Linked DNA regions of Homo sapiens: region 1 is linked to region 2. A link is a loop called in an ENCODE intact Hi-C map of the cell type or tissue named here. Cell type or tissue: PC-3. All regions are shown on one strand. Links, peaks and the distances in the headings refer to the core of each region. The heading gives the core; the rest is flanking DNA.

Region 1 (16,386 bases), core at 6,054-11,053, 120 kb before region 2:
AGAAATATGGAGAATCTGTTGCAAACCTCTGTACTTTTAGCTTCCACTTTTTTTTTTCCTTTTTAAGAAAATGCTGAAATCAGCATTAGGAATTATGAGAGACAACACTAATAACCCCAGTGTGTTTTGCTGTGTCTGTTTTTAACCTTTTGGCTTCACCTTTGTAACTGGAACACAAGGATGAAAGTTCCTTGGTGTGTGAGTGTTGGTGATATGTGCCTTTACAACTGACTCCACAGCGGTCAGTCACCTAAGAACTGACTTGTTGAAAATGCCCAACTCTGAGCTCCACCCAACCTGCTGAAGCAGCATCTCTGGGGGCTGATCCCAGGAAACCCTTTTACCAAGTCCCCCAGGGAAGTCTTAGGCCACTCAAGCTTGAGAACCACTGGTTTAGTGTCTTCGTGCCTTCTTGCAATATTTAGTCCATCAGTCTTCCAGTAGGGGACAACTATCGGGCATGTCCCAAACACTGTGCAGCTGCCAGAGGGAACACCGAGAGGCCTGGCGCAGCACCTGTCCCCACCTCATGGAGCCTATGCTCCAGATAGGTTGCCACAGAGAATACTGTGCTAGGGGCATTCAGAAGGGGCATGGAAGAGAGGAAGAAGATCCTCATATGGGTGTGATTGGAAAAGGCTTTGTGGAGAAGACTAGAAACGTGCTGGATCTTGAAAGATAGATGAAATTTGGTTGGGACAGGAGAGGAAAGGAGCATTTCAGGCAGGTGGTACAGCATAAGCCCAGGCAAGGAGGCAGGCGAGCACTAGTCACACACCATAGAGAGTCGACCAGGCATCTAAAGAGATGGTTCATGCACACAGGCAGAAAGTATATGCTTGAAAGTTAGATAAGAGTAAGGCAATGCCCCAGGAGGATTTACCCTCTAATAGCCGGTCCCTCCATGTGGAGTTTTTAATTCATTTCTTTTCTTCTCCTTCTCTCTTTCGAGCCTTTGGCTTCTCGTCAGTACCCCAGGCCATCCCTCTCCCTCCTCACCACCTCTGTCCGAACCCCTCTGCTGGCAGCTGGTGCATGAGGAGAAATGCAAGCTCATTGCAATATTAATCTGAGCAAAACACAACTAGAGAGGAAATTTTGCTGCTCTGTTGCAAATAGCATATGGTACCTCCCCAAAAGCCAAAAGAAATGATTTTTTAATCATCTGCTGTTCAGGATTATCCATGCTCCCTTTCCTCAGTGTGGATAATTGAAGGTTGGCTGTATCTGGATTTCAAAGCAGTTTGGACTTCATTGAAATCCAAGGATCCCAGTTTGCTCCCTACCCCCCAGTGGGCATCCGTGCCTGTAATTAAACTGATCTGACAAGGGAGGGCCAAGGCTGTATCTCTGATGTGAGTGGTTACCAGAGAAAGACAACTGGCATTTCTGTGGTGCTCATGTGTTCCACGCGTGGACCGAGAATGATAGCAACTTCTCCCCTTCAAGAGAGAGCCCTTTGTGCTGTGGCTCTGGGGTGCTGTTACCCCTAGACAATGCAGATTTGCTCTCTAAACAAAGCCTTGCAGTGAATTTAATGCCTTTTAAGGTGAGGCCTCACCTGCGGGTCTCACAGTGATGTAAGCAAAGATATTAGAGATGATTTGCTTTTTAGGTGGGCAGAAATTCGTCAACACAAAAACACATACACACACACATTCTGGATGCTGAAATTCTGAGGAGAGAAAACTCTGAGTAGAGCATGGTTAGAAAAATCCATCTGTCGCCCGCAGGTGTGTGCAGGTTGCATGTGAGAAGGAAGGTGGGCAGCCTCTTGGAGGACACGTAGGCCGAGGAGTGGGAGGCATCTTTCTTCAAACAGAGCCCTTGCTCGTTGCGGGGGACAGAGGGAAGGAAAGACAAGATGTGAGCCAGCCTTTCACCTGGACTTGTTTTCCACCTGGCTATAGAGGCTCCACACAGTGCTGGGGTGAGGAGTGAGAGGCCAGGGGGAGGCCCAGGAGCCAGGTTGTCACTGGCTGGGCAGGGGCACTGGGCAGCTGGCTGAGCTTGGAATAGCAGAGGATGGAGGAAACCTCCATGCAGGACTGGCCCCTCCCAGCTGGCCTCCTGAGGAGGACACATTAGCTAAAGCCTCCTGAGCGCTCTCAGCCACTTGCCCACGCATGTTCCTCCTTGTTGGCAAGGGGAATTTCCCCATGGCCAGCGGCCACAGAAAGTGTTCCCTTGAAGTCCACAGCCTACTTGGCCCCCCAGGGGCAACCCCAAACCCCTGTTGAAGGTTAGTAGCAAGAGTGTCAGTAGTGGGCATTCATGTGGGCAGCCCCTTCACGTCTTCGCCAAAGCCAGCACTAGGCAGTCATCAGTCAGGACCCCGGCATCCCTCACTAGCCATCCCCCCACATCAACAGCCAGCAGCTTCTCTCTGGCTCCTCTCCCCGGCTCCTCTCCCCTATGCTCCACGGGCTGCAGGGCCATCACTGCCTCTGTCTGTTTGCTGTCACGCCTCAGCTGGCCCGAGAGAAAGAATGTCTGTTCAGTCCAGAGAGGCACAGCACGTGTGTCCTGCGGTCGGGGCTCCCTCTCTCTACTTCTCTGCCTGATGCCAGACATGCTGCTCTTCTTGCCTTCACCATCTCAGAAGAGCTTCTGTCGAGATCCTCTGCGCTTGCATGGAGCTTATTGGTATTTACACCTCCCTGGCTGTCCCCTCAGCAGTGCACAGATCCTGAGAGATGGCAGCCCTGCACAGCCAGCTGGCCCTCTACTGAAACCAGGATGAGCAAGGAAAGAAAGCCATCCAAGGCGTCATTACGTCTCCTCCTCAGAGAGGACAGCCAGCCATTTTCATGATTAAACCCACTAACCACTCCCATTGGCCTGTGACAGCTTCTTCTGACCACGGTGGTTACTGATTAAAGAGAATCGGGATTACTTTTCTTAGTAGAAAATTAAAACCACATACACACAGATAGAGGGAGAGTGCATTCCACTGTAATGCTCTTAATAAGAACTCCAGATTGCTCAAGCCATGTCCCTCTCATGATACCAGGCGCCCCTGTCACCCAGAAGATGGCCCAGAGGACATGTGCTATGGCCCAGCAAGTGTGCATGTCATGGGGATCCAACCACTCTGGCCCTTTCCTCACCCAGCATATTGATTCCTCCGGAGTGTCAGACACTGTGCTGGGCCCAAGGGCAAAAGCTGTCCCCAGGCCCCTCTACCACAGGAGACCGGCCAGGACACACTGAGCATCTGCAGGAGAGTTTAGGCAGTCCCCTCCCAGGCTGCTCCACGCTGGCCCTTTCTGCTCCTGCAAAGCTGCCCATCCATCTTGCTTTATGGACTGCAGAACTGCCTCAAAGGCAGACACTTGCCCCTGTGGCTGAGGAGCAATGAGCTGTCCACTGGCAGCTCTCCCGGCAGGAATAAAAAGACTGTACTTCAAATAAAGTTTCCTCTAAAAAATAAAAAATAACAAAAATAAGGCACTACCCCGGTGTTTCCCATATGTGAGCCTGCCTTTTACGGCCTGGATGCTTGACTCTCATTAGCATTGCTGAAGAAAGGCTGTTGACTGTACACGGGGGCAGCTCCAGGACTTACGTATTGAGGGATTTGGGGGCAGTGTGGTGGTCAGAGAGGGTGGGGTCTCTGCTTATTGAGCACACTGGCTTTTGGGGAGATGCTGATGGAGAATGCAGAAGGGTAAGACCCTCTCCCATCACCTCCACCAGTTCTTGGCAGCATCCCAAATTAAGCCTTTGTTCCATGAATGGAGCCAGCACTAGGAACCAGGAGTGCCGCATGCCAGTTCCAGCTCTAATTAGCTGGGGGACTTTGTACAATTCCAAAATTTTCCTAAGCTTTAGGATTCTGCTCTGCAAGGAGGTTGGACTTGGACCACATCGTCTCTAAAATCCCTCGAAATGATTCTAGGCCTTGGAGGAAGAAAAAGAAATTGGAGATACAGTTTCCATCCAAGGGAACACTAATGATGGTGAAACGATAGCACCACACGGAAACATTGATGAAACTACAAATGGTGAAAGTCATGGAAAACTCTTGCTTTTTGTCCACCAGCATCTACCCCCATTACTTCTGGCAATAGCTCCCGATTTCCATTTGGGAAGGTCACGAGGTTCTGCTTCCAGGGATGGAACTCATGACCTACAACATGTCCTGAGTCCAGCCACTTCTCGCCAGCTCTGTCACCACCCCCGTTCCAGCCACTACTGTCTGGCCCCTGTGGCCCCCACCCCTCTCCACATAGCAGCAAGGGGGCTTTTCCAAGCATAACTCATGTCATGCCTCTTCCCTTCCGAAAAGCCTGCAGACTCCACCATGGTCAGAATGAAGCTCTGTCTCCTCCCCATGCCGGCAGGGCCCAGCCTCCCATGGCGTCTGCCACTTCCCCACCTCTCCTCCCCTTGTTCTCTGTCAGTCTACTTTCCTCTGTCCATACTGGCCACTTTGGCTCTTCCTTCACCAGCCTGGCTTATTCTGCTTCAGAGCCTCTGCACTGGCCCTCTCTGCCTAGAATATTCTGTGCCCGGATCTTCTCGCAGCTTCTATTCTCATTGCATTCAGGTCTCAAATGTCACCTCCTAAGAGAGCCATCTTATTTAAACAGCACTCTACCCCATACCCCACATCAATCTCTACCCTCTGAATCTGCTGTAGGTGGTTAATTTTTTTAATATCTGTTATTTCCTAATTTTGTATCATTCTGTTTGATGTATTTGTTTGTTTTCTGTCTCCTACTGGTAAGTAAGCCCCAACAGAGCTTACTGCCTTGTCAATATTATGCCCCCAGAATGCACAATAGTAGCTGGTACATAGTAGATGCTCAATAAACACTTGATGAGTGAGTGAATGAGGTCAATCTGAGCATTCAGTGTCCCAGACATATTGGTTGGTTCTGGTTTGGGGGTCACATGACTTAACCTGGTCCAGGCAGAGTGAATCTCAGGACTTTGCCAGAGCACTGGGTGACAGGCACCTACCTGCTTTGGTCTGCTGGGCTAAGTGTTGTTACGGTGTGAGGCTGAGGCTGCCAGAGCTTCCAGATGGAGTCAGGAACAGGGGGCCAACCCAGGGGAAGAAGGACCAAGGGGCAAAACCTGCTGGCATTCTTAGAACCTGAATAAAGCCATACCTCAAGCTAGAACTTTCTATGACTTTTCTAACTAATGTGAGCCAGTTCATTTCATAAGCACTGTCTAGTTAATCTTCATACAACACCAGAAGAGTTCTGCTTACCCACATTTCCCAGATGACAGAATCAGGCTGAGGAAGAAAAGTTGAGTGACTTAGTCAAGGTCACACAGTCAGTAAGGGTCGGGTTAGGGCTTGATTTAAGGTCTTCTCGCCCCAGTGCTGTGTTCAGTATTCTCCTCCCCAAGGCCTCTAATGGCCCTTTTCTGGGGAAGGCAGCAGCCTTGCTGACATGACAGAGCTGGGCCAGGGTGGAGTCAGGTCAGCCTCGCAGCAGAGCAACCTGTTTGTGTTATTTCTGTTTATATAGGGCTTTTCTTCAAAGCACTCCACCTGTTTTTGCAAATAACTATTACAAGCCTTTTCTGCAGCAAGTCAAGAAGAGACAAGGCAAAACAATGGCAACAGATGTTCCCCAGCCTTAGAAACTGGTGAGTGGCCATGCTTGTCAGCTGATGCAGCTGACAGAGCCCAGATTAACAGCACAGGCCTCTGTGATCTGTCTTTGAGAAGTGACGTGGCACCTCACAGATGTTCAGTCCTCATTGTCCGTTGGCCCCACCAGCAGGGTATGAGACGATGAAACTCCTTATGTTTTAAAGAGTGGCCAGTGTCTGGCCTTTGTCCCTTCCAGGCTCCTCTCCCAAGAGCTCCACTGGGGACGGCTTTGTTGGTCTGGACCGTGAAGTTCAGCTGCCTCTGCTGGCCCTGCTCCAAGGATGAGCTTTGTTTCTCTGAGCTGGGTTCACACCATGTGAGTCCTGGGTCCAACTCCTAAGCCTGAGGTTTCCCAGCAGCCACCTTCAGATTGACTGCCCAGGTGACTGTTCTCAGGAACAAGCCTGCAGGGAAACATCTCAGCCACACTTGTGCCTGAGGTGGCCAAACAGCATCTAAAGGACTCAGAGGAAGACCAAGGGGTGGCCTAGGCTCCCCTGCCGAGCCCCCAGGCTCTTAGTGAGGGGTGGGAACCATGGGAGCTACCTCCATTCATCCATAAAGCCTGCTCAACAGCCCTTTCCTTTCCTGGGCCTGGTTAAGAACCTGCAGTGCCTCTCACTTTGCCTCCCAGCCAGGCCACTGGGTTCCTTCCCAGTGCCTGCCTGCTCTGTACTTGGACCAGGGCACAGCTCAACCTGAGTCTCCTACCTGGGTGGTGGCACCTATCTCAGCATATGGCCCTGCAGAATGAGGCTGAGAAGCTACCTAGTGGGCAGTCTGAATTCAACTAGTAAAGATCAGTTGAGTTCTCATGTGGACTCAAGTATTCACTTCTTTGGGCAGTTCTCAGAAAACCAGAGTCTAGACAGAGACTGGCCAGTTTTTGTTTGCCTTTGGCTAGAACCCACTAGGCTTGTACTAAATGACCATCTGGCTGCATACACATAAGGGTCAGGTAATTCCTGTAAATCCACGGTCTTCAAGCACAGAGGTGCATCAGATTCAGGCGGAGAAGACTGGGCTCCGCCTGCAGGGATTTGGGTGCTATGAGTCTGGGATGGGTTCACTGCATGTTTCTGCACCCCCACACCCCAAGGCCTTTAATTTCATAGACATAAAGAAAAGTCCTGCAGATATAAGGAAATGAGAGGTGATCTCAGTTGATGGGGGAGACAGTGGCCCATCAGCTACTAGGTTTCAGCTGAAGATCAGTACAGATCCCATGTTGCAGAGAAGAACAGAGCCAGTGAGCAGAGCTTCTCCCTGGCTTCTCCATTCTCTTCTTCACAGGAGGGGACAGGAATCCCCTCATAATTTGTCCCTATGACAGCCGAGTTGTCACCACTTGGGGAGCAAGGCAACCCCTGATGTCATCAGGTGCAACACATAGCCAAGTGAGCCCAGCGCTGGCCAGGCATTGGTTATGCACTGCACACACCCAGCTCTTTGTCTGGCTCACTCCTAGCCAGACTGCAGAGGCATTTGATAAGTGGCAGCCATTCAAAGCCAGAGGGACTCTACCCTGTTAAAGGGATGCCACTCTCAGTCCTGATGGAGACAGCGAAAGGGTGGATGTCTTTGGGAACAGCCTGCTATAGCAGGAAGCAAGCTGTGCATTTGTTAAAGGATCACATTTCGCCCTTGGGTTAACTGGCTCGGAGCAAGCAGTATCATCTCTGCTCTGGGAGGTTGTTTGCATAGGCTTTCTCCGCAGCTCTACCGGGCCATGGGCGGCCATAATATTACTGTCAGCAGTAACAGCTGGCACTTTCCAGGTACTCAGGAAACTTATTAATCCCCATTATGACTTTATCAGGTGGGCACTAAAATTACCCCCCGCCCTTTAGAGATAACTGAGGCGCAGAGAGGTTAATGACTTGTCTGAGAGCCCGTGCCAAGGGAGTATCAGCTCTGGACAGTGAACCCAGGCAGTCTTGCCTCTGGAGTTCTCCACGGCTTGGACAGGAGAACAGGGCACCAAGTGAGTCTCAAGTCTGCCAGGCCAGTGCTCAGGGACCCATCCATTGGAGGGAGTGGTGAGGTGGGTACCATTTGCCTCGTGGGATGGAGCAGCTGGTGTAGTCTGGGCACTTCAGGTCAAGGGTTTTGTGACTAATGCCACAGATATGTGATTGGGTGACTTTTTTTTTTCCTTTTCATTAAACAAATTGTAAGATTAGTGACTGGGGCATTCCATAAACGCACATCAGAGTGTTCCAGAGAGGTGTGGCTGCTAGGGCAGAGAGAGAAGGCAAACACCAGCCACCTGAAGGGCTGGGGGAACTCCAGCTTCTGCTTTCCAAAGACACAGCTTCCAAGAACAGCAAAGAGAAGCCAAACCAAGCTCCAAGGAGCATGCCCTGACAGCCGGCTGCAGATCCCGTCCAGGGTGGCTGGGCTGTTGCGGTCCTAGAGGATCTGTGGGTCCCTCTCTCCCTCAGCCAGGTGTCTGGACACCTGAGCAGCAGTCCCCCTCCAGGGTCCCTTCCCTGCCAGGCATCAGAGCCACAGGGGAGACCCACATGGAGACTGCCTGGTGCAATTGCAGCTGACAGCATCTCCATAACTCACGAGCATGCTCTCACTGTGAGGAAAGCCACCTGCCCTCTCTTCCTGTGTGTGTCCGTCCAGGAGAGCTCTCCCTTGCAGACACCTTTAGGGGAGGGAATCAATGGAATGGGACTTGTTGTTAGCAGTCACCGCCCCTGCTGGAGCCAGTGGGCATATGGGAGATGTCGGATGGTTCTGTTCAAACAAAAGAGCACAAGCTGTGGGTGGAGGCAGAGGGCAGCTAGCGAGGACAGAGGAGGCTGGCGGGTGAGAGGGTGTTTAGAGTGGCGACTGAGGCTAGCTCCCTCTTGAGGTTGGTGGTGGAGAGTGCAACTGCTCCCTCAGTGGCTGTGGCAAAGTTGGTTAGTTTTCGTAAAAACCAAGGAAGTTTGCCCACTTGTCAGGGATGCCTTTTTGTTTTGTTTTGTTACTGATGTCATAGATAAGCAGGCCCCGTCCACATGGGGCATGTCTCTATGCCTGCAATACTTTTCATTTTAGAAGATGAACATCAAGACTTGTGAAATTTTGATGAAGAGAGGGCATACTGTCGTGAGCCGGATGTGAGCCCTGGGGCCAGCCTGCACTGGCTGTTTACATTTGGGCAAGGCTGTGACAAACAGAAAGGTGCTTGGCTATGAGTCACCAGGGAGCTTCCAGAGCTCCTTGGGGAGCTTGGATCTTGTCACACTGCCTTCTCTGAGGGGCTGGGGAGAGAAGCGGAAGCCAGTGATAGGATTCAGAGCTGGAACCAGAGATAGCAGGTCAGGGCGGTAGGTTTGGTACTGAGGGGAGAAGGTTCATTTGGGACAAATTCACTGAGGCCTTGGGCAGAGTGATAGTGCATTTTTATAGGGCATCAACCCCTCACCTGTGATGGGAGGGCAGAGGTTGGCATGCAATGGCACTTATACAAGGGTAGATTCCCTCCTTTCTGGATGACTGTGAGGTGCACCTAGACTGTGGGTTATGGGAGATCCTGCCAGCCCTGGAGTGCCTGGGGCCACTGGGGCAGGGCCACAATGCTTTCCCTGTGGGCGCCCTGGGCTTGGTGACCTCCAGAGTCAATGTTAGTCAGGCCATTGTTGGGCCAGTTGTGTTTGTTAAAGCTCTTTAAAACAACATGCACAATCACAGGCCTGTCCCACAACTGGATTCATGACTCTGAAAGGGTTTCTTGTCCAGGCAGAACCCCCTAGAAGGCTGGGGGCAGGGACGGGGCCGCCCCTTGCTTTCCCCAGTCTGGCTGCCAGCCCCGCGACTGCAGCTGGCACTGGCTGTGAGGCTGGGCCTGTGAGAGGCTCCGAGCAGCGGAACAACACAGTCCTTGAAGCCCATCGAGACTCAAGTTGGCTGTGGGGGTGGAGGACAAATGGGGAATTATCCTGAGGCTTCCCTGCCCTCTGCTTTGCCAAGGGTTCATAGTGGACTTGCTGGGAGGCACAAGGGCAGGGGCTAGGAGAGTCCAGCTGTTACAAACCCAGGGGCTCCTCTGCCTAGAAACCCCTTTCTAACCAGGCCAGCACAACCAGCTGCAGACAATAGTGGCAAAGCAGCCAGCATCCCTGCTTGGGCACTCCTCACCATGCAAGGGAGGGAGGAGCTGTGCTGGGGCAGGCCCTGCTCTCCACACCTGGGCAGGCAGGGCTGGGGATATTAATATGAGTTATCTGAGTGTTTTCATGCCAAATGCTGTGCTCAGCACTGTGCTTATCTTACAAAAATTAACCCACGAGATAGACGCAGCCAGTATAGCAAGGCGGTGTCCAGGGTCGCATGGCCAGTAAGTGCAGGGCCAGGATGTGATCCCAGCTCTGTCCAACTCGCATGGGAGCTCTTCACCAAGACAGGACTTGCAGGACTCAGAAGATGGACGCACTGTGTAACTGTGAGCCCACTGCTTCACCTCTCTGAGCTGCAGGTACCTTACATGTGAAGAGGGGCTAATATGACCCCCTTCTGGGGCTGGGGTGGGGGTTAGCTAAGATGAAGTATGAAGAGTGCCTGCTCTGCTAGGCACACTGTAGGAGTTAACTTGACTCTTTGTCCTCTTCAGACCTGGAGTGCTCTCATCGAGGCCCAAGCCAGGCATGAGGGGGGTTGGAGTCACTTCCTGCTTCCCTTTCTGCCTCAGAGCATGTGACACTGTGTGTGCTTGGGTACCCATCATGTCTGTGAGGCTGGGCAGTGACCTTGACACAACCACTGCACCCCCAGCTACTCCCTTCCCTGACAGGTGGCTTCATCTTGAGCTGGGCTCCTGCTGGGTTGGGAGAACACCCCCGACACCCAGGACCTACAGAGTGGGGCCTTCCCCTGCCTGGGATGCCTATCCTTCCCCTGGACCTGCTGCCCCTGAGGCCCAAATCCCAGCTCTCTACTGCCTCTTATTCGCCTCTCTCCACTGTGGCCCCCATTTCCTGGCAACTCTGACGGAGAGTATGGTAGGCCGAATAATGATCCCCCAAACATATCCCATCCTAATCCTTGGAACCCATGAATGTTACCTTATATGGCGAAAAAGAACTTGGCAGATGCGATGGACTTGAACACCTAGAGATGGGAAGATTATGCCATCCTAAGTGCCCTTACAGGAAGGAGTCAGAGGGAGATTCCCCAACCAGAGAGAAGAGGAGAAGGTGATGTGAAGATGGAGACAGAAACTGGAGTTTTGTGGCCAGAAGCCAAGGATGCACCAGACGCTGGAAGAGGCAAAGAAAGATTGTCTGCTAGAGCCTCTGGAGAGAGTGTGGGGCTGCCAATGCCTTGACTGCAGCCCAGTGATACTGATTTTCAACTTCCAACCTCCAGAACGATGAGAGAGTACATTTCTGGGGCTGGGACTGTTTATCTTTTAGCTTTAAAAAATTGTGTAAAAATACATATCACATAAAATTTACCATTCTCACCCTCTTAAAATATACAGTTTGGTGGCATTGGTGCATTTACGTTGTTGTGCACCCATCAACACTATCCATCTCCAGACTTTTTTCATTATCCCAAACTTAAACTCTATATTCATGAAAATAAATCATCCATCCTCCCCTCCTCACTGGACCCTGGTAACCACTATTCTACTTTCCATCTCTATGGATTTGACTCCTCTAGGTATCTCATATACATGGAACCGTATAGTATTTGTTCTTCCGTGTCTGGCTTATTTCATGTAGCATCATGTCTTCAAGGGTCATCCATGTCACAGCATGTGTCAGAGTTTTCTTCCTTTTTCAGGCTGAATAATATTTCACTGTGTGTAACATCCATTTTGTTTATACACTTATTTGTGGATGGACATTCGGGTTGCTTCCACTTTTTGGTCATTATGAACAATGCTGCACATTTCTGTTGCTGTAAGCCACTAAGTTTGTGGCAATTTGTTACAGCAGCCCTAGGAAACCTTGAGATGTTGATTGGACCCTCGGCCTTCCTGCATTCCATGCTATAAATCAAGCAGAAGCACAGAATTGCTCCAGGTGTGAGCAGCTGATCCCCTGCATCAGAAGCACTTGGGGGAGGGTGGAGATGAAAGACTTTTAAAAATGCAGATTCCTAGGTTCTACTGTCTGCTGTGTCAGGTTAGGGCCAGGGAAGCTGTATTTTTAACATGTGCACCAGAAGATTGGTATATGCGCTAAAGTTTGAGAACTTGTAGTTTGAGACCTGGTGGGTTACTCTTCCCAAATGAAATGTGTGGTTATGTGCATCTTCTGGATATAATCCCTTAACCTGAAGAGATGACCTTCTTGGCAGGGGTGTCAGGCATGGGGGGTGAGGCAGGTCTCTCTAAGCTTTCAAATCACGTGGTAGACAGTGTGGAAAGATGAGAGAAAACATCTGTTACTTTAAAAGTCGAGTGCGATTTTTTTCATTGGTCTGGGAGGAAGATAATTGTTCCCAGAGGTTGAGTGGCCCTATTGTTTGGGAAAAATGACAGGAGCCCTGCTACTGCTGAGAGATCAGGTTCTGGGCCTGAGCTGGATGAGTAAAGATGAAACAAAGGAAGGCTAAATTGCTCTTGGAAATGAAGAAATGTTGAAGGTTTTTGGTGTCCAGGATGTAGATGAGTTGAGAAGCTAGAAGATCAGACCAGCAGGAGATGACAGAGTCGTCTAGAGGCAGCTCTGAGGGGGTCATGGGGCCCAGTGGCATGGCCTAAGGCTGGAACATATGGAAGACGGGACCAGAGAGGAAGCCTCCCTGGGAAGCAGAGGCAGCCTAAAACTAGAAGTGATGTCTGCCTGATCATGAATTTACCTTGTAGTCTATGCTGTAATGACCCTCTTTTGGCCACCAAACCTTCAGTAAAATCTGTTATGTGTAGCTTGTGTACAAAGACCCTTGCAGAAAAGAGATTTTGTGCCATAGCAGAACATCCCAAGAAAGGGGAGACGGGGGCATTGCAGGAATTGTGGTCCAGCGAGGAAGCAGACTCTAGGCAAGGACCGACCAGAAGAATGTGAGCTCTTACTGCTACAAATGCATGGATACATTCAGGGATGCTAGACCTCCTGCACCAGGAATGGGGACTTTTCTCAATACCAATACCATTTTATTTGGTATTGAAGAAAAGGGGGGTCCAGAAGGATGGAGAACCTTTGGAAAGGATGGTTACACATAGGCAGAAACTGACTAGTCTCTCTAGGGAGCTGGCTCCATGGAAGTCACCTAACTCCATGCCTGTGCCTTTCAGCACCTTTTTAGGTGAGTGGGTCCCTTAGCTCATCACTGAATTGAGTTTTCAGACATCACAGCTGGAGGATCTTTGGTGAGAGTCTCTCTGATAGAAGGTGGGTGGTGTGTGTGTGAAACAGAAGGTTCATCCAATTACTGATGGGCTAATAAAAACTTTCAATGTTCTGAAGGTGGAGATGAATAAAAAACACAAACTTTTCTTTTTGATATTTTTCCTACATTCTCCTAAGCCAAATGCTCAAGCATGTGGAATTTAAATAATTGTTTTTAAGTCAAATCAATTTTGGAACCGAGAGAGTTGGAGGTTTATAGACTCCTCGGTCACTGGCGGATTGCTGATTAATGACGCTGGTGTCTGTAATTATACTGCTGTCAGGAGGCTGAGTGTCCTCGATAAATCCAGGCCCATCTGCCTTCCCAAGACACCAGGAAAGGAGTGTCTTGATTTATGCCCTGATTGGCACATATTCTCTTTACTGTACCTTAGAGAACTCTCAACTACATAATGGTTTGAGAGGTCAATTTTCATCTTGCTTGTATTGAGCAACCTAGAATTTAAGTGTCCTTGCCCATGATTGTGAGGACATAAATTGGGTTTTTCTTCTCATTGCTCTTTTCGTTCATTTTTCTCTAACTTACCTCTTTCATATGAAAAACTGGGTGTGGTAGATCACAAAAATTCAGAAAGGGGTGACAATTCCCACCCCTCTCTGAATCCATGCCCTTTAAACGTGGCTTCACCACTCTTCCCATCAAGAGACAGAGTCTATTTTTCCATCCCTTAAATCTGAGCGGGCCTTGTGACTTGCTTTGGCCAATAGAATGTAGTGAAAGTAACAATGTGCCAGTTTCAAAAAGCCCCGCGGCCTTTTGCTCTTCTCCCTGTAAGAACTCTGCCAGGCCTTGCTGCTGGTTGATGACGGACACGTGGTCCATCTCTCCCCACCACCTCCATAAGTAGAAGCAGTGCCTACATGGCCTGTGGCTGGGCCCAGTGGAGACCAGAAGAACCCCCCAGGCAGAGCTTGGCTTAAACAGCCTGATTGCTGAATCATGGGCTAAATGAATTGTGGTTTTAAGTTTGGTTTGCTGTGCAGCATTATTGTGGCAATAAATAACTGATCCCCTGGGTACCTACTGTATACTACTGCTGTTCTAGAGTTTGGAGCCACAGAGAATCAGAGATACAGAGGTGGATAATGCATAGTTCTGGCCCTTGAGGAGCTCACAGTCTGTGGAGGCAGACAGCCCCAACAAACATGCCATTCTAATGGGAAGTGACAATGGGGACAATTTTTCTTGAACATTATCTATGTGCTGGACATGATGACAGGCATTTTATCTACATTATCATCCCACTTAGTCTTTGCTGTAAGGCTATGAAGCAGACGCTATTATTGGCACATTTTATAGGCAAGAATACTGAGAACCATGGAGGTTAGGGCAGGACCTGATTCCAATCAGCCCCTGGTTTCTGCCAGCCCCTGATGCCCCTCTGTAACAGGCATAAAGCATTAAGGAGTCAGAGGAAGGGGAAGCTGGCACTCAGGGGGTAGGGGCAAAAGCTTCACTGGGACCTGGCCAGTGGGGGAGACTGGAAGCCTGAGGTCATGGGCTCCCAAATCAATCCAGGGGTGAGCTGTTGTGATCTTGAGCTGGAGAAGCTGATAGGATACATTTGGATGGAGACTCTGCTGGGGAACCTGGAAATAGCACCAGCTATTTTTAGGGTGCAGGCTGAAAAAGACAGGACATAATCCTCAGGAACTAGGGTGCATAAGGACAGGAGGAATTTTGTGTTCCCCATGACAAGCAGCATTTCTCTACTGCAGAGTATTCAACACCAGACAATGCCTGATTGGGAATTTCCGCATGGATTGTATTTTTTAAAAAACACATCATAATTAATAGGAAATTCAGTTTTTTTCCTCTATTGTTTTATCTGCAATGCCCTTTTAAGATGTTTGTTTTTAAATGGGTTATCTAGCTTCCTTCTGATGGCTCGTCTGGCTGAAGTGATTCCACATGATGCTGCGACCTGTGTGATGGGTCAGTCCCGGGAGCTACGCTCCACTCTAACCGACATCTCCTTCCCTCCTTCCACATAGAGGGGCATGGAACAGACAAAAAGTGGGTCTTGACATTTGCGGGGGTGACTTTCAACTGTGAGCTCCTTAAAGGTAGCACTCACCTCTGTTATAGTTATCGCTCCCTTACTGTGAGTGAAAGTCAGATGCAATACAAACAGCTAGCATGTAGGGAACATGGTGTCCGGGCATTGTTGTGGTTCTGTGTGTTAATTCACAGAAACACAGCCACTATTATTGTCCTAGTTTTACAGATGAGGAAGCAGGCAGGCAGGGAGAGCTGTGTCTAAGGCCTCACAGTGGGAAGGAGCACAGCATGGGTTTGAACTGGGCCTTTTGCGTCTGGAGCCCGGGATCTTAAACACTCCCCTCCGCTCCAGTTGTCTGGAAATGAAGCCCTGGGGTCAACAACCTGGGTGAGGTGAGGCTGCGGGGCTGGGCGGGTGTTTCACTTTTTACTTCATGCACTTCTGTCATTGATTGAGGTGATCATGTGATAAATATGCAAATCTGGGGTGGTGGAAGGAAGAAAAAAATACCTTAAAATATATATTTTTTAAACATGGCATGTTAGAGCTGAAAGTGGCCTTGGAGCAGATCTAGCCCAAGGAGGAAGTGGTCTTGAAGGTGAAGCGATTGCCCCAGGCTCTATAGCTAGGTGGTAATGACAGAACCTGGCTCTCTGGACTCTCCTTGTTCCTTCCTCTCAGAGCTGCCTAGAGGACAGTGGCGGTGCTAGCGCGCGGTGGGGGTGGAACTATGGTCTGAGGCTGGCGCTCCTTCACCTGCCTTTCACACCCCTCCTTCCCTCTCACTGTGTCTCCTGGGCTTGCCCAAGTGCCCGGGGCTCTCGTGCTGGCCCCAGCCTGATCACAGTAACTTTTGGGGACCCCTCTTGGGCCAGCTGTTTCGGACATGCTCCATGTTCTCCTGACCTCTCTCCCAGTCAAATCAGTCTTATGTCCAGGAATCAGTCTTATGTCGGATTCTTTAAGCCTATCTGGTCAAGCTGGAAAAACTAATCCCAGCTAAAGAGTGAACAATGGATGCTATTTTCCCTCCTGCAGGTTGTAGCTAGATTTTAACAGTGGCCTTCAATGACTTAAAGCAAAAGACTCCTATTGCCATTGCAGCAGCCAGGCTTGGCTAGTGGGGGAAATATTTTAAGAATTTAATGCTTCAGTTAATGTCTTTAGCAGCAAGAAGAATTGTTAAGTGGGAAGGAAGAACTAATTGCAGGGCCAAAATAAATTCCATTTTCTGGCAAGGCCAGTCAGACCAGTGATGTCAACCATAAAATCCCTTGTTCTCTCAGTTCTTCCCTTTCCAAAGAATTGCCCTCCTCTGTGGCCATTTGCGGAGAAAAGGGAGGCTGTGCTATAACCATGGAGGCAGAGAAATGTAATCCTTCAGACAGGAGCTCTTTTCTGGGATGAA
Region 2 (16,386 bases), core at 7,668-12,667:
GCTGGATTCTGAGGCCGATTCTCCTCCCCTGCATTTTACACAGATCTACTCAAGTTGGCAACCACCTAAACTCTAGTAATTTTTTTTTCTCGCAAACAGAAAAACTGTGATATTGTGACTTGCAGCAAAATTCACTTCATGGAATGTGACTGGGGGACCTAAGTAACAATCAATGACTGTTTTGACAAAAAAACTTCAATCCATGGCTTCAACCTATAGATTCTTTCTGATGGGTAGCATATACTGTGTGTAGCTATTTTTATTATTGAGTTGGTGTTTTTCTTTAAAAAGAGGTACGTTCAAAGGATTTAAAGAAAAAGATTCTGTATAGCATTTTCGCTCATGAAGAATTATGATTATACATGCTTCTCACTTTCATCACCCTTTACCTATTATTCTAGTATGTATTTTCTGTGATTTTGATGTTTATTTTTTATTGTATTATATACGTTCTTACAAGTTACCTCAAATTTTGATGGCACACAGAGATTGTATATTTCGAGATGTGAAGCAGTGAACAATGGAAAAACTGACACACTAATATTATGGAAACAGAAGGGAGCGCTAACATAACATTCCCTCGGAAATGTTTCAGCAGAATACACAAGGTTATAAGACATGCAAGAAAAGACAAAGCTGAAACATAAATAAACTGCTCCTCATAAAAAAACACAAAAGATGTGCATTTATATTTTTAGAATGCAAATATGTAACACTGGTAAGCTAGAGGGTACAGAATAATGAAGAGAAAGGGCAAAAGTCAAGATAATAATAAAGCATAAATGCTCCAAAACAACTTTATTACTTCTAGGGAAGAAGTTTAAAGACCTGAGAAAATAAAAATGTTTGGCAGAATGGGCAGCTCTTCCTCGTTCTTTGGGAAGTATCTTTCTCAGCTCCCATACTTCAGAAACTTGGGCTTTTTGTTTTCAAATGTCCTACCCTCCTTAACTTCTGCCCCCAGCCCCTCAACAATAAACACACAAACAAGCAAGCTAGAGTCTCCTGAATCTAATGAAATGAGAGTGAAATGAAAATCTCTTCTGCCTAGGGCATCCTAAGCTCTTCCTTAGAAAATGATGCTGCAGTAGGTTAGCTATTTAAAAATCCAATTCAAAGGCTGGTTCCAGTTTACCACATTTCAACAGAATATAACATCCTGAAAACACCTGAGTAAGCAGGGATCGCTCCTAAGCAGTGATCAAACCATTGCATCTCTAACAATCCACCTATTGCTGAAAGGCTTTTAAAGAGCTAAGCTTTTCAAGTCAAATTTGTAAAACTTAAGAAAAAAGGTAGAGAAAGTGTCTGAAAGTAAACATGCAAAGTATAAAAATAAATGAGGATAAATGAGGACCTTCAATCCTAAATCCTTTTGTGAAATTTTGTATAGGAAACCAAAAAACGAATAAAGAGGTTGCTTTTGTCAAGACCCAGCCAAAGACTAAGTGGACTGATGGTCTTTTAAATATTTTTCAAATTTAAGCCACTCCTCATTTATTCTGAGTAGGACTGCCTAATTCTAAGATAGATGATTTTCATATTATCTTCAGTATCTTTGCAGTCAAAGCAGCAAAGAAAAAAAACAATTGTCAAAATTTATAGAAAAAGCAGCAGCAACACTGCTGTTTTATCCCAATTATTAATATATACTCAAAGTTATAAATAGCATCTACAGTTACTAGAAAAGGAAATATGGGCCAGTGCAGTGGCTCATGCCTGTAATCCCAGCACTTTGGGAGGCAGAGTTGGGCGGATCACCTGAGGTTAGGAGTTCGAGACCAGCCTGGCCAATATGTCAAAACCCTGTCTGTAATTTAAAAAAAACAAAAATTAGCTGGGCATGGTGGTGCACGCTTATAATCCCAGCTACTCAGGAGGCAGAGACAGGAGAATCTCTTGAACCCAGGAGGTGGCTGTTGCAGTGAGCCAAAATGGCGCCACCGAACTTCGGCTATGGCAACAGAGCAAGACTCCGTCTCAAAAAAAAAAAAAAAAAAAAAAAGAAAGAAAAGAAAATAAGATTTTACTATTTTATTCATAAATTTTCAATTTGCTACTCTTCTAACTATAGCTTATTGCCATGGTTACAATTTAAATGTCATAAATATGGCTGAAAAGTGGGTAAACTTAAGAAAAACCACAACATTATACAGTTAAAATATTAGAAAGTAAATACCAGTTGTGATTGCTGTGTTTAGAAGTTAATACCCTTCCTCCTTCCCCTCAAAGGAAAAAAAATTAGTAAATGTAACTACTAGGCTTGAATATGAGTTTTAGGCAAGAGTGTGCTCTGAGAAAAATAAGGAACTATGCAGTTATTAAGTGTGAATTATGGACACACCTGTGGCGAGGGGAGATTAGCCACTGAATTAGTATCTGCCTAACACTAAAGTACTTGAGTACTTGAGGAGCTATTTGGACAACATTTAATTATTATGTATTCAATTTAAATCATTTAATACATTTGTGTACCATATATATTTTTATATTTAGCAGCTGATTGCACAGCCTACTAGAAAAGTAAAAAAAAGATTTGAAAACTTTAATTTAAAGGAAAATACTAAGCACGTAATAGTATATATGGGTTTCTCTTAATTTTTTAATTTTAAATTTTTGTGGGTACAGTGAAGGTATATATGTTTATAAGGTATATTAAGTGTTTTGATACAGGCATGTAATGCATAATAATCACATCATGGAGAATAGTGTATCTATCCCCTTAAGCATTTATCCTTTGCGTTATAAATCATCTAATCATACTTTTGTTATTTTGAAATGTACAATTAAATTATTGACTATAGTCACCCTGTTATGCTATCAAATAGTAGGTCTTATTGTTTTTTTCTATTTTTTTGTACTCTTATATTTGTTACTTGGCCATGATAAAAACCCTGAAGATGGCAGTCAAATGACTTAAGCAACGGGGAAGGGGTAGAAAGGATGCCAAGGCCATAGGTCCACTATAATTAATGTGTCTTCATAATCTAAACTCATTCTCTCTAGACTGTAAATCAACACATGATTATATGCAGTGTCTGCTTGGCTTTTGGTAATTAAAAATCCACAACTGCCCTCTCCAGCTCAGTTCAGCCAGTGTATAGACTGGTGAGGGTTAGGAGAAAAATTGCATGGGGAAATCAGGGTATTTCTCTGGCTCTATTTTAAACAACATTTCTGGCACGGGTGGCATCTCCTTCCTGGTTTCACCTAATGCTGGAAATCTCCCCGTCTGAAGCCCCTCCCACTGCTCCAGCTCTAGGACACTGACAAAACCATCTACCTACCCCTTTGCCTCTGCAGTCCTAGGGATGATAGCAGCTTTCTGGTATCATTATCTCTTGGGTGCTTCATCATCCTGTTTAATCACTCATATCTTCCAACCCACACTTTCGTAACTACATTTTCTGTATCAAATTCCGTATGTTGAACTACCTGGCATGGGTTCTGTTTTCCCAGCTGAACCCTGGCTAATAAATACACCTATTATCCTTGGGTTACAAAGAACTCTTATCCATCAAACACTAAGTCTCCAATAGAAAAGAAAAGGGCAATCTATATTGTACTTCTATATTCTCTAGATAATTAGAAATACAAATGATGACACTAATGTGGCAATATGAGAAGATCAATCCCATACACCTGGAGGGAGGGAAAATTAATACAATCTTTCAGGAAAGCAACTTGGTTACATATAGCAAAAGCATTAAAATATTCAAGTACTTTAAATAATTTTCTTCCTGAAATTCCAGCCTAAGGCAAATCAAAGGTACCAATACAATTTTATATATAGGGATGGTTACCACACTGTTATTTAAAATAGTAAAAAATAAGAAAAAATCTGAATGTCCGATACTAGAGATATGGGTAAATACGTATATACTTATGATTTTCCCTTATAGAATTCCCCTATCTCCCAACTGTAACTGAATATAGTTATACATCTCCACTATAGCTCACCTTCATTAAACCTGAAGTTCTTAAGAGGGCAAGGATGTTTGCTTTAAACATTGACAATTACATGCTAGAAAAGTGTTTATTTATTTCAGAAATAAATTAATTATGCATTCTTAAAGATGAATTTGAAGAATTTTATATTACATGAAAAAAACTGGCAAATGTAACTGCATATACAGTATGTTCCCCATTTCTCTCAAAAGGTAAAAAAACTGTATGTAACACACAAATGCACAGAAAGGCTAAGTGATGAGCTTGATTATAAGTAATTTTATCCACTTTTTGTACTTTTTAAATATTTTCCAAATATCTTTTGATGAGTATATATTACATTTAGAATCAGGAGAAAAATTATATTTACAAAGTAAAGAAGAAAGTCGAGATGAAGGCAGTTGGTAAGGTTAAAATACAACAAATTACTTCACACCCACTAGGACGGCTATAATAAAAAGGATAATAACGTGTTTGAGAGGACGTGGAGAAATCAGAACTGTTATTTTATTATTATTTTTTTTTTTGAGAAGGAGTCTCGCTCTGTTGCCCAGGCTGGAGTGCAGTGGTGCTATCTCCGCTCATTGCAGGCTCTGCCTCTCGGGTTCACACCATTCTCCTGTAGAACCGTTATTTTTAACTAGTGGAAATGTTAAATGGTACAGCCACTCTGGAAAATAATCTGGTAGTTGCTTAACGGGTTAAACACAGAGTTACCATGTGACCTAGCAATTCCACTAATAGGTTTATACTTAAGAGAACTGAAAACATATATTCAAAACTTTTATACAAATGGTCATAAAAGCATTATTCATAACAGACAAAAGTAGTAAGACCTAAATGTCCATCAACTGATGAATGAATAAATATTATTCAGCCATAAAAAGGAATAAACTACTGTTACATGCTATGATAAGGATGAACCTTGAAAAAATCATGCCAAGTGAAAGGAACCAGCCACAAGGACCACATGTATGATTCTATTCAACTGAAATGTCTAGAATAGGCAAATCCATAAGGAAAGAAAGTACAATAGATTAGTGGTTGCCTAAGACTGGTAAGTTTGGGGGTAAAATGGCGTGACAGCTAACTGGCACATGGTTTCTTTTAGGGGTGATGAAAATGTTCTAAAATTGTGGTGATAGATGCACAAGTCAGAATATACTAAAAAAAATTTAAGAGTATTCTTAAAATGGGTAAACTATATAGTATGAATTATCTCTCAATAAAGCTATTATAATAAAGAAATTTGTATATTATACATAAAGAAAGAAAAGGCTGTTAAGAGAAACAAACAAAAAATTAAGTTCACATGCATGTGTGCCAAATTTGCCATAAAAAAAACAAACCTGCAATACTGTACTAACGTCCTGTTAGGCTATAAAGGTTTTAAGGCATTGTGAGTCAAGTTATGAATCAAAAATAGTTCTTGTCACTTTTAAAAACATAACTTCCTTGTGTATATATTTTTTCAAAATATAGATTTTGTTACTAAATGAAAATATTCACCTCATTTACTCATTAGGTATACTTTTAATACCTTCTAAAGGTTGGGCATTTTCTAGGCATGAAGTAGGAGAGAAAAAAGAGACACTTTGCAAGAGCTTAGAATTTGGCTGTGAAGCTAATATATGCACACGAAATATTCCTAGGACGTGTAAAGCAGCATTTACTATTCGTTCATGTATGCAGTATTCATTCGCTCAGGTGGTGAATCACCTAGGGTCTACCATCCACACACAAGGCCCTTGGAATACTTTGTTGAACAGAGCAGACATGGCTCCCACTCTCAGTAACGACCTTAAATGCTGTGACAAAGTGGGGGAAATAACACTGCATCTCACCTGACTCCCTCTGTCCGCCTTGGTCAGATTTCAGATCATTCTCTCATTACCTCCCAAGAATAAGAAGCAGCAGCTTTCTCCTGGCATAGGCTGCTCTCCTAGGTTTCAGGCATGCTTTCTCTAACTCAGTTGTCCCTTATCCACAGCACTCTGGCCCACATGTCTGAACCACATAATAAAGTATTAATATGCATGGACCTATCGGTTTAACAGAAGTGTTTTCTTCACATTTGAATAAAGGCTTTCTTTAGTAATCACATTTCTAAATGCTTATTGAGTGGTGTCACTTGCTGCCCTTTAATCATCTCAAATCCAACACATCTCACACTGTGGTCCAGAGCACCCCCACCGAAACTGGCTCTCCATTTTGACACTCCTAATTGTTTTAACTGTACCATCCTCCCAAACGCAAAACCTCACAGTTATTGCCTACCCACCTGACCACCACACCAGCCTCTAAATCCTTATGAATTGCCTAGATGATCTCACACACCAAATTCTGCAGTAAGCTTTCAATTGGTCTATCTTGTCACTAATTTTTCCTCCCACCAGTTCACACCTCTGCTGTTTCTTCTGAGAAATGTTTAAATAATATGACATTTTGCTTCAAGAATTTTCAGTGTCTCCCCATGATCACGGAGAGAGTATAAAGTCCCTGGAACTTACAGATCTCTGTAATTTCAGCCAATTCAGCCTTCTAGACTTTGCACGTCTTATCACCTCCCAAACCAGTTTTAAATGTTCCCTTCCCGTGACACTTGTGTTGTCTCTTCTTTTGCCCAGTGACAATGCCCTCTCCAGAGCCGCCCATCAAGCCCAAGGCTGCAGGACCATCTCCTCTGCCATCTCAGATGTGGGCTGTCCACTTATATCAGTATTTCCCACATAATACTTACTTGGCAGTTAACCACATATTATTTCATGGTGTGACTTGCCTTGTGTTAAACTGTTGTTTAGAAGCCTTATTGTTAGGTAGCTTTTCACGTTTCTGCCTCATCAACAGTTTGAGTTAACGCTATTTTTCTGGGGGAAAGAACTTCTTTGTATGACAGCCAAGTGCCTTGTATGCAGTATAAGGAACACCAGAATCCTGGCACTAGGTTTAGATAAACTCAGATACTGGGCATTTGGTTATCTAAGTCTTCCTCAATTCAAGTCTTGTTTGAAAAGGGCCAAAGTATTTACACATCAATGCCTATTCCAGCATTACAACATTGTTCACATTACTGATTACGATGTAAGCTCCATGGGGGAAGGGGACAGGGACAAGTGTGTGTTATGCCCATCACTCTGCCCAGCAATGTGCACAGCACCCGGTACATTATGTGAATACTCAATAAACATTTATTGAGTGAAGGCTGAGTATGAAGACATCAACGATTTATGTAAGTGACAGACAGTCTCCTTAATGTAATTCATCCTTCCTATGTGGTGAATTTAGGTTAAAAAGAAAAGATAGAGAGACTACATGGAAAGCTACCACACTATGTTAGAAGCTACTAGATATTCTACATGTGGATACATTAAAAAAATGAAAACTTCAAGCGACTTTTCTCTGAGTATGATAAACACAGTGAAATACCCAACTTGTATAATTAGCAGCTTTCTTGATTACGTAATAACTTTTTTTGAAGTCAGCCCTGTGTTTTCTTATGATGGAAATGGAAACTTTCAGATATGGGGTTAATATTAAAAATGCTGCTGTTCAATGCTTTTTCATTACAGTTGACATACACAAATTTACTCAATTATACTAAAAACTTAAGCATATTAAGTACTATTCCAAAGCAATGTAGCGCAATATTGTCACTATTAAAGGCTTTGCTTGGCTTATTTCACCAAGAGATAGTAAGTTAAGAGAGTAGGCTATGTAATTTGTGTTTATCAAACATAACTTTTATATAATAAAAAACATACCTGTTGATCTCCAAGGAAATGACTTCTCAGTTGAGCTAAAGAAAAAGAAAGAAAAAAATGGAACATTTATTTATTTTGTCATAAAATTTAGCTTAGGACCTGTTTTGCATATTAACATTTAATTTCCACATTAAATTATACAAGAGCACAAAAACCTTAAATAAAATTTAAACTTATCTAAGTTAATTTTTAGATAGTATTTAAAATTGGGACAAAAATTGTTTCTATTTGGAAATTAAGGCAAATTATAAAATGACATAAAATTCTACTTGAAGAAGACAAAACAGCACAACTGTATGATATTCACAGTACTTACATGATGTACTACAGTTTTTTCGTGATAATATGAAAACCACATACGTATCATATATATGAAAAAGAACCAAAAAGGCTGTTAAACAGTTTATTTTATGTATTTTCAAAAGCAGCAATTAGAACAGAGACAAAAATTACTGAGGCCACTTTTGAATTGAATATTGCCTTATAAAATTTAAAACGCAGAACTTCATATCAAAAATATAAGGTCCTATAAGCCAGGATAAAGTGACAGCTATGTATTTTCCTTGGTTATTAGAGGGTGCATTTAAAAAATTTGTGAATAAAAACATATCAGTGCCTCCCTGCTTGCCACCTCTCTTGCCCCAATCAATACAGGAAACCATGGTGTTACAGGGACAGTGTAGCAGAATACAGGAACAACAGAATGGATTATTAAGCATTTATTAAATGCTAGATTAAGCATTTCACATATGATCTCCTTTATGTTATTTATCACAATCTTGTGAATAGGTACACCCTTATTGTTATCTTACAGACAAAGAAACACATGCTGGTAACTCGAAGAGCTGGAACCACACCCAGGACTCCTGGTCAGATTCCAAACTCGTGCACCTTATCACTGTGCTACCTGGCAGAACAGCTTGTGATCCCATTTTTGCATTAAACACATACAGACACATAGACAATATGACTAGAAGTCTAGAAAAATAAAAATGAATGTGCTAGCAGTTATATCCCTGAGTACAGCCATTACATGTTTTTCTTTTTAATCATTTATACCTTTTTTCCTTTTAAAAAACCAGAAAAAGGACATATATTCATGGTATTTTTTTGAGTGCTTATTAAATTTATAGAAAAAGGAGTGTGACTCTGGGCTTAAGGAAACATTCTGCCAAATAAAGCACTTGGAGTGGGGGAAGAACCGTCCTTTTAGTGCTATATTTCTGAGATTTTAAGTTCTTATTACCCCCTTGATACTTTCCCCAAGTCATTATGTGGTTATGAAACTTGCTGGTTGAAAACCCTAGATTCCATAGAAACTCCCTGAACTTCAATTTTGTGTGTGATTTGCCTTTTCTCCATCACAGGTGCAGTAGTTCACATTCCAGGACCACTGAACGAATTGCAAGCAGGGTGACCTTCTCCCAGCAAGTGGAGTCAATCAGTTAATGCTAATCTCCTCCAGGGCTCTGTGATGTTCCTTTATCTGAAACACTCTTAGCTGATTTCAAAATGGACTGATAGGAAAAAGTGAAAACTTGGTCAAATATCAGTAATGAGACATTTGTCTTGCTCCTAAGGGTAGGCCATCACTGTCTTGTGACTCCAAAAGTGGTTCTGCACACTGAATTTCAATTTCTCCTCAATCTGTTTTTGTTATTTAATTCTATTATCTAAATTAGTTTCTAAGCACTGAGATTGGTATTACCCAACTCTGTTTCCTCAAAAGGATCATATTTTATGTCAATATTAAAATACATGGTAAATCAAACTGCCATCCGGAAATGTTTAGTATACCTCAAGTTTCTCGGGAATATTAAGAAAGTTTTATCTTCTGAGTTTGAAACTTATATCAACTTTAATGAAATACAAGACTTTTTATCCTCAAAACTGTAGGTCACAGAATATAATTCCAGCTAATTGCTCAAATGGGGCAAGGGCTGTGGTTGTTTTGCTCATCTCTTTATACCAAGTGCCTAGCATTTGCCAGGCACACAGCAGATGCTTAATTAAATTGTGAAAAAATCAAGTTCTTTAATGTTTTGAAAGGTCAGATTATACAAATTACCAGGTATTACCTAGTATAAGCAGGTCAACTTATTCTCCCCGAGTCTAGGTAGGAAGCTCCAGCAACCTCGTTGTGTAACAATCAAGCAAACAGCATTTTTGCTGCTGAAAGGACCTTTGGTTACCAAAATATAATAGGTATTCCTAGGTGAAGGCAATGGGAAGCCTCAATAATATTCCCTCCTCCATTTAAGGTACCATATATAAATCATTAGAAAAACAAGCTAATAATGAAATTAAAAATAAATAAATAGTTCCATGGTATACTCTGAAGATCATCTATTCAGCCCAACTACTTTCACAGAAACTTCTATAATTCTGAGAAATAACTGGTCATTACATGTTATTCATAACAGCCTATTTTCTTTTTGAATTACTCACTTCAAATGACTCTCAAATTGTTCACTACTTTGGGACTCAGGGATTGGACAACAAAACAGATGGAATTTTGAAATGCTGTTTTAAACCACCAAAGGCAATTGTTCTAATAAACCCATGTTTATTACAACAATCACAGGCAGCTTCATGTTAGAAACATAGGCTTATTTCCTCCTTCTCTCCCTCCAACCATCTATTCCTAGAAACACTTCCTCAACTTTTATTGAATGGCTACAATGTGTCTGTAGGCACTGTGCCCACAAATGACTCCATCCCGGTTCCCTTTCACTTCTCTTCTGAAGATGCCAAGCAGCTTGCGTTCTAGGAGCTTCCACTGGAATGTGAAACACATTTTAAAATACACACAGGAACTGAGTCACCCATGATAACTTTGTTTCAATGGGAAGATATATTCATAATTTAATACGTTAATAACTTAATCATTTAGAATGAAATCCACTAATAACCTTGGGGCTGTCCAGTCAGATGGTGAACATCAATCAAAAGCAAATTTATTACCAAATTAACAAAACAGTTCATTTTAATACGAAAAATCAGTTTTGTTTACAGGAAGACAATGTGCCTTCATCATAATATTACATGAAAATATGTTGTAGATCACTATAAAATTCTACATACTCCTGAAATTAATTTTTTTCATTCAGATGCAAATGGAGGCAAAAATATCTTTGTTGGACATTGACAGCTGTGCAATATCTTTGAAAACTCTCCTTATTTTGCTGTTTCCCATATTAGGAGTCAGAAAATTACCTGCTCATAATCCCCTCCAGCCAGAGGGCAGGCCAGTGAGTGAAGTTCACAAGAAGCCACATGTGGAGATAGGGTGATCCTGAGCATTTGTGGTGGATACAGTGGTGGCAGTAGGCACTGCTCCTTGAAACCCAGATTCAGATTCTGGCTCCCTGGCCTTCCTAGAGACTCCATGAGTTGATATCCAATAGCTCCTAAAAAGTTGCTTTTCTGCTTACATAAGCCAGAGAAGATTCTATTGTTTGCAACCAAAAATCCTGACTGATGTTATCCTAAAACTAACAAAGACAAAGTAGCCCTCTGAAAAGGGCCCAAGACTCATAACTGTAGACTATTTCCAACTGCATACTGGATATGTAACACAGCTCAGATTCAACGTATTGAAATTATTTCCCTCTAAACTGACTCCTGTTTAGTGATTCCCACCTTCAGTCACTCAAACTGAAGAGCAGGGAGTAATTTTACTATTTGTTCTTCCCACTAGTGTGTAACCTCCATGAGGGTATGGCAGGTGGCCTTGTTTACAGACAATGGCCAGAGCCTAAGGCAGTATCTGACACATGGCTATCACTCATTTTGAATTCATCTCTACTACCACTGACACTGTTCTGGCCTTTATCCTCTTATCCTCTTTTGGCTGGGTCATTCTTTCAGTCTCTCTCCTAACTGGTCTTCCTGGCTTTCATTTCTCATCCTGCCAGGCTCTCTTCCACGCTGCTACTACTGCGATTTTTTTCAAACACTCACCTCTGATGTCATTCTTCTGCTGCTAATGCACAACAGATCCATACAGGATAAAATGCAAACATCTCAGATGGCACAGAAGGCCCTGCACCACCTGGCTCCTCCTAGTGTGCCCTTTCCCACACAAACCTACATCTGAAGCATTTCTAACTGCTTGCAGTTGCCTCACACACCATACTGTTTCACACTTCCACTGCTATTTTTAGGGTAGAACATGCAGGAATAGAGTCTGGAAATTCTTTCAGAATTACTCAAATTCTAGAATGGCACATGCAGGTACCATATAACTTGTTTATATACCCATGAAACAGAATGCTCTAAAGTTTACCTTCACTTTGTATCACGTTCTATAATAACAGGAATATTTTTATTTTTTTTGAGTTGGAGTCTTGCTCTCGCCCAGGCTGGAGTGCAGTGGCGCGATCTCGCCTCACTGCAAGCTCCGCCTCCCAGGTTCACACCATTCTCCTCCCTCAGCCTCCCAAGTAGCTGGGACTACAGGTGCCCGCTACCATGCCCGGCTAATTTTTTGTATTTTTTTAGTAGAGACGGGGTTTCACCGTGTTAGCCAGGATGGTCTCGATCTCGTGACCTCGTGATCCGCCCGCCTCAGCCTCCCAAAGTGCTAGGATTACAGGCGTGAGCCACCACGCCCGGCAATAACAGGAATATTTTTAAAAAATGTTTTACTTAAGTTGGTACCCAATTTTCTCCTGGTTCCTCTGTCTGATGTGAGCAAGCCTGCTTTAGTGGATACCAGTAGGTAAACGCTAGGAGAGGGGACAGTAGAGAACTGGATGGAGCCACATGGTAATTCTGCCATGCCATTTCCCTCACCTTCTTTCAGGTAGGGCTCATTTTATCACAAGTATACACAAGCTACTGTTACTAGTCTCTTAGCAAGACATACTGAATTAGGACAAGATCCAAGGGTTACTCCTTTCTGAAAAAGAAACAGTTCTTAGCCTGAAATCAGAATACGGTCAAATTGCAAAATTTACTGCTTTATTTAAAAAAATCAGGCTTGACACAGCGGCTCACGCCTATAATCCACCACTCTGGGAGGCTAAGGTGGGAGGATTGCTTAGCCCAGATGTTTGAGACCAGCCGGGGCAACAAAGTGAGACCCTATCTCTACAAAAAAGTTTAAAAAAAAAATTGCCGGGCATGGTGACATGTGCCTTTAGTCTCAGCTACTTGGGAGGCTGAGGTGAGAAGATTGCCTGAGCCTGAGAGCAAGGCTCAAGGCAAGCAAGGCTGCAGTGAGCTGTGATCATGCCACCACACTCCAGCCTGGGCAACAGAGTGAGACCCTGTTTCAAAAAAATAAACAAAAATAATTGTGTCAAGAAATTTTACACACACATGTATATTTATATATGAATATAACTCATTAATAGCTGAAAAAATAAACCATAGCCAATAACAAATTAAATTTTACTCAGTATTAATTAGAAGGGATAACTCAAATTATCCTAGAAATTGTTTTATTTATGAATGGAGCATGGGTGTGTCCCACTGTCTAGACTATGTACCATCTATAGCCTTCTCTCTGGTGACCAACAATCATCCTTCCAGAATTACCTTGAGGAGAGTTGGTCACCTCCTCCTTTTTATCGTGAATGTACCCAATAATTTATCTCTATTTTTGCACTTTTCACATTGTAACCATAGTATTTGTTTACCTACCTGTTCTACTAGCAGACTGCAGCCTTCTTGAGAGTAAAGATAGTATATTAATTCTACCTGCATCTAACCAGGAACTGGCATTGAGTAGGATGCTTAAATAGATGATAGCTGATCTTCACTCTTTGGGTTGTTGTTTTAAAGATTAATGCTACATAATTTTAGAAACTGTTTCAATCATTCTGCAAAAGAGACAGATTCCTCCTGATTTGGGCTCTTTGTATCTTATAGAAAAGATGTTTACTGCATATATCGTATGGATTCATTCAACAAATATCTGTTGATCATTTATTGAGCACCAGCCATTGTTAGAGGCTGGGAATACATGGTGAGAAGAGCATTCTACAAGAGAGGACTCTGATGTCAATGTCACAGGGCCCAGCACTATGCCGACTAAAGAGACATTCACATATCTATCACAAACAAAAGTGTGAAGCAACTTTTAAAAACAAAAACAAAGACCTAACTCTCCTTATACTCATCTATGAAAAGAAGGTCAACTGGTACTGGGAGCACCCAGGTAGGAATCTGAACATGAAGTCCCCAGTGAGACAGGTATGGAATATGAACTATACGCCATAGTCTAGACTGCACCTTGACTTCCACAGCTCAAAAACCGTAAGGGGTTGGGAATAAGCCAGTTTGGGAGACCACCAAAATAATACGCTGCATGTGTAAGAAATCTGACATTTCTCCCCCTCTGTGTCATGACAGATGATCTCTTTAATGGCTGTTTAAACCATCTCAAATGAGTAGCGTTACATGATCTACTTTCACTGTCACACCATAGTTTTTTACAATATTACAATATTCTTTTCTTTTTTTTTTTTTAAAGAGACAAGGTCTCATTTCATTGCCCAGGCTGGGATTACAGGCATGAGCCACTGTGCCTGGTACACAATATTCTCTAAATTATTCTTAAGTGTTCTTCTATTAAATAGATGTAATTAATACATGAATCAGGTGTATATTAATCTTTACTATGAAAAATTTTTAAAATACATTTGTACATTGTGGCCTTTCCTTGATGTTTCACTCCTCAATTTTCTCTCAGTTTTACCATTTTGAGCTCTGATCCTAAGTTCCACACAAGTCTGTATTTCTGTACATATTAATTATTGAATTAGAGTTTAAAAACGCCCACGTTTACAGATGAAATCTCAGTGGCTTCAGGACATAAGTTCCAAACTGCATTTCTCTCTTTTTCCACCAATTCTTTATTATCTTACTTTCAATTTGTGATTTGCTCATTTTATAACATATGTTTCACCTTTTATTGTGCCATTGGTGGGCTTTATTTTTCCACTAATCAAAATTACTCCATTAGCAAATGTATAGGCTTTCTGGATTCCAAATCTATTGTGAGAAGTTCTAGCTAAGTCTACTTTTTAGTCAATTCCAAGGTCTATTTCTAAGTTAAAAAAAAAAAAAAGGTAAACTCATTTTGTGATTTTATTTTTTGGCAATGAGTTCACATTGCAATTACTTAACACCTTGTTATCCTCTAGGCATTACAAATTGCTTTTTAAAGAATTATTCCAGAATCCTCTTAGTTATGTGAACTGGGCTCCATAGTTCCCTGTCACTCTGTATTTCCCATTATGCATCTGGGATTTTTTTTTCCCCTCCCCAAGGAAATATGACAAAATAACTACTAATGATTCTTAAGTTTGTCTCTACTTAAGAATGTTACAGGATAAATTTAAAACAAACTACCTTAACTAAGTTTAACACATTCTGTCAAACACTTAAATTTCTATATCGTCATTAATTATAATTAAATGAAATCTTCAATTATGATCAGGAGATACAACATACTTTAAGATTTTTATTTCTATCTAACATTGCTTTGGCTTCTGTTTTAATTAGTACATTTAAAACTTTACTCCGTCTATCTCTTAATGCATTTGTAAAATATTCCATTAGTTTCTTGTGAATTCTTAGCTAGGTTAAATGCATTCTTTGCTTTAGCTTTCTTGAGTGCTCGTGAATTTATGCTGAGAATACCGCTTTTTGAATATAATTCCTATGGAAGTCCCTGGTCTTATTAAGACCAGGCATTCACCTGTGGGCAGGTCAGATTTCTCCTTACCCTGACCCTCAAGAAGAATGTCCGTGAGCTCATTTTATATTTACAATAAGCATGGTGAGAAGTAGGATCTAGAAGACTAAGATGGAATAGAGGGTTCTCTAATGCTATAACCTGTCTTCTGATGTTCTGAAAATTCATACCACTTACTAATAGGTAACTGTTAGGTTACAACCAGTTCCGTTTTTCCTGTTTGGGAAACAGGGCCTTTATCTGTTGCTCTTAGTCAGGTAAGGATTGCCCGGGAAATAAATTCTTTACACTAGAGACTTATGCTCTCTGTCTTAACGTCAGAACAAATAGAGCAGTTACACAAATTAAACAATATGTCATGATTATTCTTCCCAAAACAAGTTTGGATAGCTCTTCATCATTGCACTAAGCTAGTTCAGTAAGGTGAAGACAGGAAGGTCAACACGTGAAGACAGTGAAAGTGAACTGCTTTGCCCAGCTGAAGGACGAGGGAGTTGGAAGGCAAACAAATATCTCCACCACCACATTCACTACCACCTCGGAGGGGCTCTCAGGACCCTAGTTTGAAAAATCACAAATCCAGGCAGTAATGATTTCTTAGCAAAAATATTCTGAAAGCAATCCTCCTTAGTATTTAACTATATTTTTTGAAACCCCTTCCAAATTTACTTAGTGTCCATTCACAATCAATCTCAATGAAAACAAAAACAAAACAAAACCTCTTCCTCCAAATTCCTGGTTTTTCACTGACCAAGTGTCTCTTTACCATGCTGTCAGATCCTGGGCAATTCTCTGTTGGATGGAGACTGATTTCTTTCTTCCCAAGAAAGGGCCACTAATTAATTCTTCCTGGCTTTTCATCAGAATGGCCGTTAGTCCCCTCTCTTCCTAAGGCTATTCCCAAGATCTCAGCAGCCAGGAAAAGTGAAAATGTGACAACAGGTGCCTAACTGTAGTTTAGTTATTTTT

Evidence for each region. Peaks named below come from ENCODE experiments on the same cell type or tissue, not always from the same donor. Only the 100,000 strongest peaks of a DNase experiment are listed, where the experiment ranks them.
Region 1: it touches region 2 in a loop (4-fold over the local background); 3 of 110 quality-filtered maps call a loop at or near these places.

What each region holds. Positions count from the first base shown.
Region 1 is chr2:158,716,469-158,732,854 of GRCh38, reverse strand. The region is part of intron 1 of PKP4-AS1 (PKP4 antisense RNA 1); the gene reads left to right. Among named protein-coding and RNA genes, the nearest start is that of PKP4-AS1, 10 kb to the left of the region's middle. RefSeq lists enhancers at 7,605-8,104, 8,941-9,446. In PC-3, for the core only: CTCF peaks have their summits at 8,297 and 8,496 (motif pointing left); DNase peaks (open chromatin) are centred at 7,264, 7,794 and 8,784; H3K4me3 peaks cover 1,503 bases; H3K27ac peaks cover 3,710 bases.
Region 2 is chr2:158,594,428-158,610,813 of GRCh38, reverse strand. It overlaps PKP4 (plakophilin 4), which reads right to left. Exons shown (of 22, transcript NM_003628.6): 4 at 7,710-7,744. LOC105373715 (a long non-coding RNA gene) reads right to left here. Exons shown (of 2, transcript XR_001739137.2): 2 at 14,557-16,386. Among named protein-coding and RNA genes, the nearest start is that of PKP4-AS1, 130 kb to the left of the region's middle. In PC-3, for the core only: no CTCF peak of the experiment used is centred there; a DNase peak (open chromatin) is centred at 10,433; H3K4me3 peaks cover 432 bases; H3K27ac peaks cover 1,957 bases.